Regions from separate parts of the Homo sapiens genome. Here region 1 is linked to region 2. The links are chromatin contacts, found by Hi-C in ENCODE. All regions are on one chromosome and are shown on one strand. The core of a region is the stretch at or near the end of the contact, and the rest is flanking DNA. Distances in the headings are between cores, read along the strand shown.

What was found. A loop is a pair of places that touch in the nucleus more often than their neighbours do. Pooled maps may share reads with other maps.
Region 1: a loop to region 2 is called in a pooled map, with 3 times the contacts of the local background. The contact joins the promoter of LINC02944 here to the promoter of LINC02674 in region 2. A Hi-C loop is called at or near these places in 1 of 168 maps with a recorded cell type or tissue (mammary epithelial cell), 1 of 37 single-sample maps with no recorded cell type and 8 of 50 pooled maps.

What each region holds. Positions count from the first base shown.
Region 1 is chr10:118,239,277-118,244,819 of GRCh38, forward strand. LINC02944 (long intergenic non-protein coding RNA 2944) reads left to right here and starts at 2,229. Exons shown (of 5, transcript XR_946349.3): 1 at 2,229-2,406; 2 at 2,507-2,610.
Region 2 is chr10:117,731,059-117,736,727 of GRCh38, forward strand. LINC02674 (long intergenic non-protein coding RNA 2674) reads left to right here and starts at 3,861. Exons shown (of 3, transcript NR_187475.1): 1 at 3,861-4,293; 2 at 5,145-5,290. LOC107984274 (a long non-coding RNA gene) reads left to right here. Exons shown (of 3, transcript XR_001747600.1): 3 at 1,234-1,384.

The DNA.
Region 1 (5,543 bases), core at 979-3,478, 510 kb after region 2:
TCTTACCCTCTGTTGCTTAAACAATCATCTTCTGTGTTATTGAGGAAAACCCAAAGCTGTCAGCTTCCCTGGACTTCAGGTTTCCAGCAAACTCACCTCCCCCCTCCCTTGGTTTCACCCCCATCTGCTTATAATTTAATGTTCTGTATGTTTTAATCATTTCATTAGGCATGTCCTTATTTTGAAATGCAACTAATTCTTCAGTTCAAACAAACAGCCAGTAATTCTAAAAATGAGACCATTCTTTTCTTTCAGTTAGAGATTGGCTTAGAAGAAATATCACACCTATTTTGAGAAGGGTGAAATAACTCAAATGCCACTAGTTTTTTTAAAACCGCTGACTTTTAAAAGTGGAAATGATCTTAGAGATTGCTTCATTTTCTCCACAGATATGGAACTAACTTTTGGGGATGTTTTCTCATGTCTTTCTGAACACTTTGTGATAAAGTCATTCCTATTAAGGTTTGTCTTAATACGGATTTGTAAAAATTATGTAATAAAATACCTCATTTCTATACTCGGTGACAATGGACATGAAAGAAAAAGTGATTCCACTATAGGACTTGTATGTTTTATTAATTTATTTTCTTTATAGGAATTTACATTCTTTAAGGCAAGGAGAATCATATTTTGCTATAAGGGGAAAGATAATTTGCAAGGTGTTTCATGTGATTTTTCCCCCTGACATTCAGATTTATTCTATATCAAGAAAAGAAGCTTCTGGGCCGGGTGCAGTGGCTCACGCCTGTAATCCCAGCACTTTGGGAGGCCAAGGTGGGCGGATCACCTGAGGTTAGGAGTTCAAGACCAGCCTGACCAACATGGAGAAACCCCGTCTCTATTAAAAACACAAAAATAGCCGGGCTTTGTGGCACATGCCTGTAATCACAGCTACTCAGGGGGCTGAGGCAGGAGAATCTCTTGAACCTGGGAGGCGGAGGTTGCAGTGAGCCAAGATCGTGCCATTGCACTCCAGCCTGGGCAAAAAGAGCGAAACTCTGTCTCAAAAAAAAAAAAAAGGAGAAGCTTCTGAAATTCCAGGAGCATACAACTTCCCCCCTTATCTATGGGGGATACATTCTTCCAAGACCCCAGTGGATGCCTGAAACTGCAATAGTACCAAACCCTACATATACTATGCATGAATTTCTTTTTTTCCTTACCATTCATGGGTAAGCTGGTCCAAGTGCAGTGGTGTTTACAACTAATTGATCACAATTCGTGGGTAGAAGTTTCCTTCTTACTGTAGATCTTAAAGATGTCAGCATACAATTTTTTTCTTTCCTTATTAAGCTGATAACTTTCACCTTTTCACTTCAAGGATGCATTTTATGGCTTCTTTTTTGGCATATGCAAATTGCCAGCATCATTACTCTCATGCTTTGAGGCCATTATATAACAAAATGAGGGTTACTTGAACACAAGCACTGGGAAACGGTGACAGTCTATGTGATAACTGAGATGGCTACCGTGTGACTGACAGGAAGGTAGCTTAGACAGTGTGGATATGCTGGACAAAGAGAAGATTCCCCTCCCAGGTGGGACAGAGGATGAGAGATTTCAGCATGCAACTGAGAATGGCATGCAATTTAAAACTTATGAATTATTTCTGAAATTTTCCATTTAATTTTTTGGGGCCACAACTGACCACAGGTAAATGAAACCACAGAAAACAAAACCTCAGCTAAGAAAGAGCTAATGTATTTAATTTTAACATTATATCAATGACCCAACTGTGCAACGTAAAATGTCTTTATTTTCTGATACTTGTATTACTTTCTGGTAATAAAACGTCCTTTCAGTATTTTAGAAGAACGAGTCACATTTCGCACATAGTAGTAGACACTTAATAGATGTTTGTTGAAACATTCGTAGATAAGTGGGTAGATACACACTGACATTTAACGATGTGCCTTAATTCAGCTTTAAGTGCTAATGTTTATTAACGGTGATGCGTAAATACAACAGCACACATTCTGATTTAGGCTCGTCCACTGAAAATGTCCCCCTACTTCCAAAACGTAAACCGGTACCATTTAAGGATCGAAATGAAAACAACGTAATAGTGAAGTTGTCTTGGAGGAATTGCTGGAGGACGCCTTTGATACCTTTATGGAGAATGAATGGGAAGCCTTTGCGTGTGGCTGACACAAATGGTTGTCACACGCCATCTAGTGGCCATCCGTGAAACTGTGCATATGCCGTGGGAAACGCTTTTGGAACAAGTTGGATTGCTCCGAATTTCAGTGCCTATCGGGCAGCCAGTGAACATTTGTCCATCTTTAAGGCATTAAACTGAGAAGAACCACTGAGGAAAGCATGCCACAGTCTTTCCCAAAATCCCTGTGTCTTAAGGAACAACCAAGAAGTTAACTGGTCAGGGAAAAGATTTCTTTTGGAACACAGGTAAGCAAAACCAAGACGCCATCGGAGACACCCTTGCCTGCAACGGTTGTGGTATAAAGCAAGGTAAGTAGCGTGATATTCACTGCTTTTTGTCCCACAGAAGCCATCGCTGTGTGCGGAAATCCATGACCTGGCCATGACTTCTACAACCCGGAGGACTTGCCTGGCATTACCGAAAAGCACAGGGGAAAGATTCTGTGGCAGGTGCCGCATTTCATCCAGCTCACTCCGTGCTAGTTCCTAAGACATCTTAATTCTTACACATATGCATAATCGTGATATTTTGCCATGAATAACAATATATTTCACAATTATCAACCATTTTAATTTTTAGCTTTCTAACCTCGGACTACTATAATAAAAAGAAATAATAAATCCAAAAGTAGTAGTGGAAAAAATAAGTATCTCCAGGTTTGTTCCTGTAAAGTTAATTAGTTCAAAACAGAGTGAGGACTCTAAGAGTTTGGGGTTTTTTTGTGTGTGTGTGTTAAGTATCAGCATTAAGTATCTTCAAGACAATTCAAAGTAAGATGATAAGTCACTAGGTTGTAAATTTCACAAAAAATCATTAAATACACTGTGTCGGACTACAGCGGAACAGTGGGAAGAACATTCAGTATTTGAGAGTAAACAACTCAAATTAAGTTGTTTAGGAATCTCACAGACAGGAAAATTTTTCCTCTCTGGTTTTCCATGGTAGCATGTTTACAGTACTTGAAAAATGTTGCTTTCAAGTCATGTTAACTGCTTCTTAAGACCATCAAATAAGAAATGATATAGCTTATTAGTTCCAAAATAGAAAATCCTATAACATCATTTCCTCTTCATGTTAAGGTTAACTTCCATTATAAATATATGCTTTCAGTATAAAATGCTCGACCTCAAAAGATACCAGCTTTTGCGTTTTGAACTATAATCGTGATCCATAAATGGTGATAGAGCTTCAGCTACATCTCAAACATTTATGTTCCACTCTCTTTATCAAAGAGCGATTTATTTTCAGAGAAACATTTATCAATTTAAGGTGTCTGAAATATTCATTTTTTAAAAAGGGCTATAAACAAGTAGCAAGATGAATAATCTGGTTTTCTGTGGGTTAAGTTACATATCAAAAAATCCTAAAATTTTTCATCATTTTGATGCACTATTCTTAATTTTTAAAAACTCATTGTCTGAAAGCAAGACAGATATTTTAATGCTAATATGTAAAAATAAACCGGATTTACGGTCTTGGGTCTCTGTCGTTGCCTATATATCTAGATGTCTACAAAAATATTCCAGATTTTCTGCTTTTCTTAATCTCAAATGTTCAAAATGACTACATTTTCTAGAATATTTACCTATTAGCTGATGTTATTGTTAAAAAGAAAATCAGACTAATTTTGGCAGTATTGTGCCTTACTACAAATCCTGTCTTTACTGTGAGAGTGGAGAAAAATAAAATTTGCAGAATTCCAGTCTCTAGCCATTGGCATTTTCCGGGCTTTCTTGTTTTCTATATATTGAGTCCCCTGTGCGTATGGGAAGCTCAGCTGAGGACTAATGCAAACTATTTTCCCACAAGCCAACATGTCGTCACTACAAATATACCTAAAAATAAAAATAAATAACATGTAAAAGTGCTCTGTCCTCAACAAAGCAGAAGGGTGAGATTTTGATCAAGCCATCTGTGGTTGCCGTGACATTCTGACCAGTCCAGTAGAAATCACATGATTCTTTAGAACATCTAACTCTCTCCTCTGTCCACTTTGTAGCGATATTGCTGGGATAGCCTGAGACAATTTCAGAGAGGTTTGGGGCTCAGGAAGACATAAATGCAATGCATTGTTTTGCAAGATCTGGCTGGAAGGGTGTAGCGTGAAGTAAAATTAAGACCTCCTCCTTTATTGTGAGGCACAGTTGGGCTGTTTGATCTCTAAGTCCTCGGATAATTGGAGTCTACACAGCCTGTGGAATTGGGTCCTGAGCAGCTCACCCTCATGCCCAAAGCCCACCGCCGACCTGCCTGGGGCACCATTTATCCCCACCCCGCCCCCACCAAACACACACACACCAGATTCAGCTTGTATTCAGGGTTCTGCCTTGAACACAGGCATTGTTTCCAAGCTGAGAAAATGATGATGTGGAAATTCTAATAGAAGACATACTGTTTGTTATCAGGTACACAAAAGTAAACAGAAATGATCCTGGGGTATAAGAAGCCCCCCTGCATTTGGGTGATTCCCTCATCACATTCCATAACCTTCCTTTCAATAATGGTGGTTTTCTGATCCAACTTCACTATCACAAGCTTATTTTTTCATGTTAAATTTCCAGGAAATCTACCTGTCCACCTTAGATCACTGTGTACTCGTCCTCCTCTGAGCCCGTGAGGTACCAATGGCTGGTTTACACTCCATTCATTCAACAAATATTTACTGGGCACCTACCACGTGCCAAGCACTCAGCTAGCCGGGAGCCCTGTGGTGAATAGTAGTGACATGCTTCTCAACAAGGATGGTGATAAACTGACCCAGCTTGCCCAGAACAGAAGAGATTTTCAAGACATGGTGCTTTCAGCTTTTAAACTAGTATAGTCCCGGACAAACAGGGACAAGTTGGTCACCCTATAATGAATCTAGCACATACTGTCTTCTATGGCTTCTCATCTTCTTAGAAGTGTGTGCCCCTATTCACAAAGCCGAGACCTTCACACGTGTTTTCAGATCTACTATCTAGAAGCTCTGCGTGTTTGAGCTAGGCAGAGCTGTAGCGGTTAGCCCAGCCACGTGCTTCCTTGCCTTAATCACCATGGGGTAGATCCAGGTTTGAGGAGCCTGAAGCTTATACAATCCGAGGGGTGGTGGGGAGCAATGCTCTCCTTAAGAAAAAGAAAACAAAATTATTGATACAGAATACAGAGCCTTGAGGGAGCGAACTTGCAAGACAGGGCCCTGAAGCTTAAGCTTCCTTAGCTTCTCAGACAATCCTCCTTTTGTTTAAAATAATGATAATTAGCAGTTAACATTAACTCGTTTAATCCTCACAGGTGGGGTCATTATTTCCATTTTACAGATGAGAAATTTGAGGTCGCAGGAGTTTGGGTAACTTGTCTTCGGTCATCCAGCAAAGTTGGAATTTTTTTTTTTTTCTTTTTT
Region 2 (5,669 bases), core at 2,611-5,110:
GGTGATTACATGAGAAATATCGTATAAATACATAGTAATTACAAGTTCATGCAGATTACTTGGTATATACATTTGAAGTTACCGAGTAGTTCAAAGATTAATTATCCTGTAACTGGCAGTATTTAAATCATCTTTTCTCATATACGAATACATTGAGGCCGACTTCAAGGCTGGCAAGGACGCGGATGCGATGAGTATGATCTGAAAAGAAAAAATGAAATTTGACAGGCATGGATTATTTAAAGCATGCATATGTGAGCCGAGCAGCCACTACACTTTGATGCAAATCGTAGGGGAGAGAGCCGGGGGATGGTCTGTAGAGAAAGGTGCTGAACAAAGTAAAGATTTCCTGCTGGCGACTTGAAATTTAAACAAATAATTATTTAAATGGCGGCCCGGCATTACGTTCCAAGTTGTGTGCATTCATGTCAACATCTGGTACCAACATTTTGACAATTCTATTAAAATGCCCCAGCATTCCCTATCTAACACCTGTTAGCTCTAATTTTCTTTCCTGAGAAGCACACCAGTAGACAGGGTAGATTCCAAATCCTTTATCACTTTTAAAGTGCTTCCATATGCGCGTTGGACCCAGCCTGGCCCTAGGCGAACGTTTTCTGAATGCATTAAAATTCAGGACTATTTTTTTAAAGTGTAGACACCAATGTTTCATTGAATTCATGTCTGGTAATTATTAGCTTAAATTATGGCTCACACATGACTTGACAAAGTGGACCATGAATTAAAACACACATACACACACACACTTGCACACACCACACATACACACACCCCCCAGAACTCCTCAATAGATGCACCCAACTCATACATTGCTCGTTATTGAGATGTCAGTCAGTAATCATTAGGCAAACACTCTTCATGGAGAGAACTGCTAAGAGGCCCAGGCGTCCCAGGAGAGGATCTAAAAATGTCAAAAATGTTACAGTATAAATGAACGACACCAACAAGAGAACATGTGTTAGAGATGCAGGCAATTAGTTAAGATATTACAAGTTTCAACCTCTGAGCAAAACAGGCAACAAAAATTTCCTCTTGACAAAAGGCTACACATAAGATCAAGTCGATTCCCAGACAACATAATCTCCCTGAATTGGAGCAGCACTCCAGCAGGCTGGGAGGAAGGGATGAACCTGGGGGGATTCAGGGGTTTGTAAGGTGTGGGCCCCCAGGGTAGGTCCTGCCTTGCCTGAAAATGACTGATTTGACTGCCAGGCTCCTGAAGGGGAGAAGTGAAGTCTGAAGTGAAGGAAGTCGTCCTGCGACCCATGGATCCGGCTCATGAAGCTAACAGACTACTCCCGGCTGGAGCTTCGGAATAAAATTTAGAAGGTAGAATGAAATCATATTGCTGTTTTCAAAGGAAAGGAGGTAGCTGCAAAAGGCAGTGGGGAGTGTGTATATATGAGATGGATAAATACTTGCTCATTGCTTTTCAGAGATTTTTAAAATTAGATATTGTAGATTGTACAGTTTCTCTCTGTATATATACACACACATAATACATACATATACGTACATGCACATATACACACAAATATATATGGAGATGTTTTAAGCAAAAAGGCAAAAAGACCCACAACACCCTCCATATATACACATACAGGAAATATATTTTAAGCAAAATACATGATTTGCACTTTGGATAAGGATTTGAACGGGTCTCTTAGAAATACGAGGAAATACTGAGAATACAAGAAAGAAGGGATGAAAACCTGAGTGCACCAACTCTAAAAGTAAAAAAAAAAAAAAAATTGTAGACAGTTAAAATGTCTGTCTCTGTACACACGCACACCTACACGTTCACACTTCCTCTGTTTACTAAATAACATTTCAGCACAGTTTTCATCTTATAAGGAAAGTGTTTGAAACTTGGAATAAGTGCACTTAATTAAAGGAAGGCTGTGAAAATGTGCACTAATCTGATATGACTAATAGCAAAGTGCATGAAATTGCTAATTAGAATTTCATTAAAGGTGCTGCTTTATCAGACTGTGAATATCACAACCTTTAAAATTCTTTCAGGAGAGCTTAATTCCTTTTCAAACAGAAATATTCTTTAAAGACATTTGATTTGTTCTGAAGGAATTCATGGCTTAGGTTGGAACTTAAAATGTTGCCGATATTCCAGGAGGTGACATCAGAACAGGAATATAGATCGGGGACTTTGTTTCATTTGCTGATGAATCCCCCTCCCCCACCTCTATGGATTATTGTTCAAAAACCAATCATGAAAAATGCAGTTGAGTCTTTGTTTTGCTCCATACATAATTTGTTTTCTGCTGAAGCCAAGCATTTATTCTCACCTAGCAGAATAAAGGAAAAATTATTAAAAAAAATTTAAAAGTACTATGAATAAAATTAAACATTTAAATTTTCACATACATTAAAAAAAAAGGACAGCAGACAACACAATATTTTTTCCTTTAAAAAACCATTTTTTTAAAGCCAGTACCCTTTTCTCTTTCTTAAAAAAATAAAACTCTTAAAAAAGGAGTCACCTTTCAATCATAAAATTGTACTTTTCAGAATTGGGTGAGTCCAATGGTAACAACAGTAAAGGCATTTTACTCCTTCCCTGACCTGTTTTCCTGGGTTATCAGGTTTTCTTATTTTACATTTTAATTATTCCCTGAACTAAATCTGCATTTCAGCTTGCTTTTTGTCAATCAGATTTTTAAAATTCTACCTTTTTATTCCTTCATCTTTTCTACTTTCAACCTTCTTTTCTGCCACTTCTCTTTATTTTCATTTGCAAAAGTTGCTGTAACAGGTTGTTACCCTCTCTGCACACAGCTTCCAATGTTACCAACCGGATTTTTGTATTTGCTGTTTTTCCTGACTGTTGAAGGGTTCTTACAGTTAGTAACTGGGTTCTTTTTAATACTCAAGCTTAATTGAACAGTTACATTTTGTTACTAAAAAGCCATGAATGCTAATGGAAACTACAGCTCACTCAAAGCATCAGTTTACTTTTACAGAAGTTGTTAAAAAACCAGCTCTGCTCCAAATTTGCTGAACACACCAGTTAACAGTGATGTAATTTTGGAGAACTGAATATTCTAAATACATTTTAAAACCTTGGTTTAAAAGCTAATCAGTCATATTTACACCACCGTATCTGAAAGGAGAGAAAATGAGAACAGAAGTAACTTTATTTGAGAAACAGTGTGATTTCTTTGGACATTTAAACAAGTCTCAAGTGGGTTAATTACAGTTTGTTCTGATTTTAACTCCAGCAACAGGAATTTTCATGGCATTTAGATAAGTTATCAACTGGGCTAGGTAACAGATAAAAGATTGCATTTTCTTTTCCAACATTTGGGAGGTACACTTGTACAATAAGTGCAACAATTTGAAAAATCGGTCTAGACTTCAACGAATGAAAATTATGCTTGTTAACTGTAGTGTCTGGAGTCCGAGCTGGGGTGTCAGTCTTGCCTATCCCTGGGCCACCGTCAAACAAAGCTGCTAATTCTAAAGCTTTAAGTTTCAAATTGAGAAATATTGTTCTAATATGGCAACAATGGGGCTGTTGTCCTTTCAAGAGCTCTGCGATTACAGGCTCGTTTTATGCAAAACAAATGGCAGGTAATTGTGATTTAATTCTTTTCAAGTAAATTACAGTGAGTGCGTGACACAAAGCTGCTGCGGACCCTCCTTTCTCTGTCAATAGTTGAATTAATGATGGCAGGAGTAAAAACAGCAATTGTGCACAGCGACTCTCCCCGGGTCCCCCACCCCAGCCAAGAGGGAACCTGCCAATCAGGCTGCGCCACCACCAGGCTAGGAAGCCTAGGGTCGCCGATGTTCCAGGATGGAATGTTCTGGTGTCACCGTGCGGGGGGGTGGGGGGTGTCACAGAGCTGGGAACTCGCTCAGAGCCAGGGTCTCTGCTGGGGTCAGCGTCTGTACGCTAAAGCCAGGGCGCAAAGTGCGTGGGCACTGCGGACACTAGAGGCTTATGGCGCTGGAAATACAAGGCCGAGTTGCCGGCGCAAAGAGTTCCCCGGGCGGGTTGGTGATGCGGCGCGCTTTGATAACAGGTTAATCCGGCCAACATTCGCTCCGCGAGAGAGCCATCGGAGGGCTCCGGGAGACTGCGGCGCCACGGAGGGAGAGGCGGCGAGAGGCCCCTCTGCGAGCACCCTCTGGGCGCAGTGCGGTGGGCTATGCTCTGCGCAGCCCCGGGCGCGCCTGGGTTCTCAGAGCCCAAGACCTGAGCCGCTCCGAGCGCAGGGCGCCAGTTCTCTTTCAGAAGCGGGAGAAGTTCAGGTGGGACAGGAGACACGGGGGTGAGGAGATCTTTGAGAGGGCCGGCCGGGAAAGTGGGGGTCGCCTGTGGCTGAGAGGGCCGCATGCCGAAGGTCCCGACCCCAGGCTCACGACAGGCAGCCTGGCACGCAGGAAGGGGCTTTGGGATAGAACGTAGCACCTGGCTGAGTGCTTAACAACGATTGAACTGACCTCTGAAGGACTGTGGGCCCTGACCACTTCCCCTTGTACTTGGAACAAAATCCAAACTCCTTCCTGAGGCCCATGGGAAATATGTTCTCGGGCTTTTGCCGGGGCGTCTGCTCTAAAGTGCTCTGGATTTGAAATGCCAGGATGGAATCCTGCCTGCCCTGTCCTTAAATGGTGACTTGGAGCAGATTCCTTAACCTCTCTGGCCTCCCAGCTGTAAATGGAGTTAACGGAACCCCACCTTCAAGGGCCCTTATGAGACTTCATGAGCTACTAATAGAGTGCTTAGAATGCGGCCTGGCACAAAGTACAGTGCCCAGTAAATATTAGCAGGGGTCACTCCACCTTAGCCATGTCCATCTTCTTCATTTTCCTGGACCTCCCTAACCGTGACCCTGCCACAGGACTTTTGCACTTGCAGGCAGAGCTCTTGCCCTGCCCGTCATGGCTTCTACTTCCGGCCTCAGCTCATCCTTTCTGGATGAGAGGATGAGACCATCAACCATCCCACCCTTCACTTTCATAAAGCTCTTTGTTTTCTTCCTAATATTTATCTTGATCTGAATGTTTGTTGCCATTTGCTTAGCGTTTATTGTCTGTCTTCTTCTCCCCAAAATGTAAGTTCCATGAGAATGGGGACCTTGTGTTTTTGTTCTCTGCAGGTGCCCAACACCTTGATCAGTGCCTGCTTTGTAGTAGGCATTCAAATACTGTGGACTGGATGAATGGAGTCACTTCCCTTCCAACCTGCACACCAACGTGGTTGAACTGCCTCCTTTCTAAGTGCCAAAGTCTGTTTTACAAGGCTGTAAGTGAAATCACTGACATGGAAATTATATTTTCAAAATTAAAGGAACAATTTTCTAAAGAAATCTAGGTTCTCAAGAAGGATGCCAGACAACTGGAGACTTTTCTCTATGTCAGCATCTTTCTACCCTGACAAGTTCTGACTGTGGGCTGGAGCCAGCTTCTGTGAACTCTCTCCACAGCTCCCTCTTCCTGAGGATGGGGCTTGAGGGATGGTACAGGGGCCTTTGGGATTCCTCTTCAGGTGAGGGCTGTGCTGGCTGTGGCACAGCTGGGCCCTAGGAACCCTCTAGACCTCCACCCACAGTGTAGCAATGCCTGCTTTATCTGCCCTTCGATGCGCCCTTCCCACTCCAGTGACTGCGTCATGTGGCACTGGC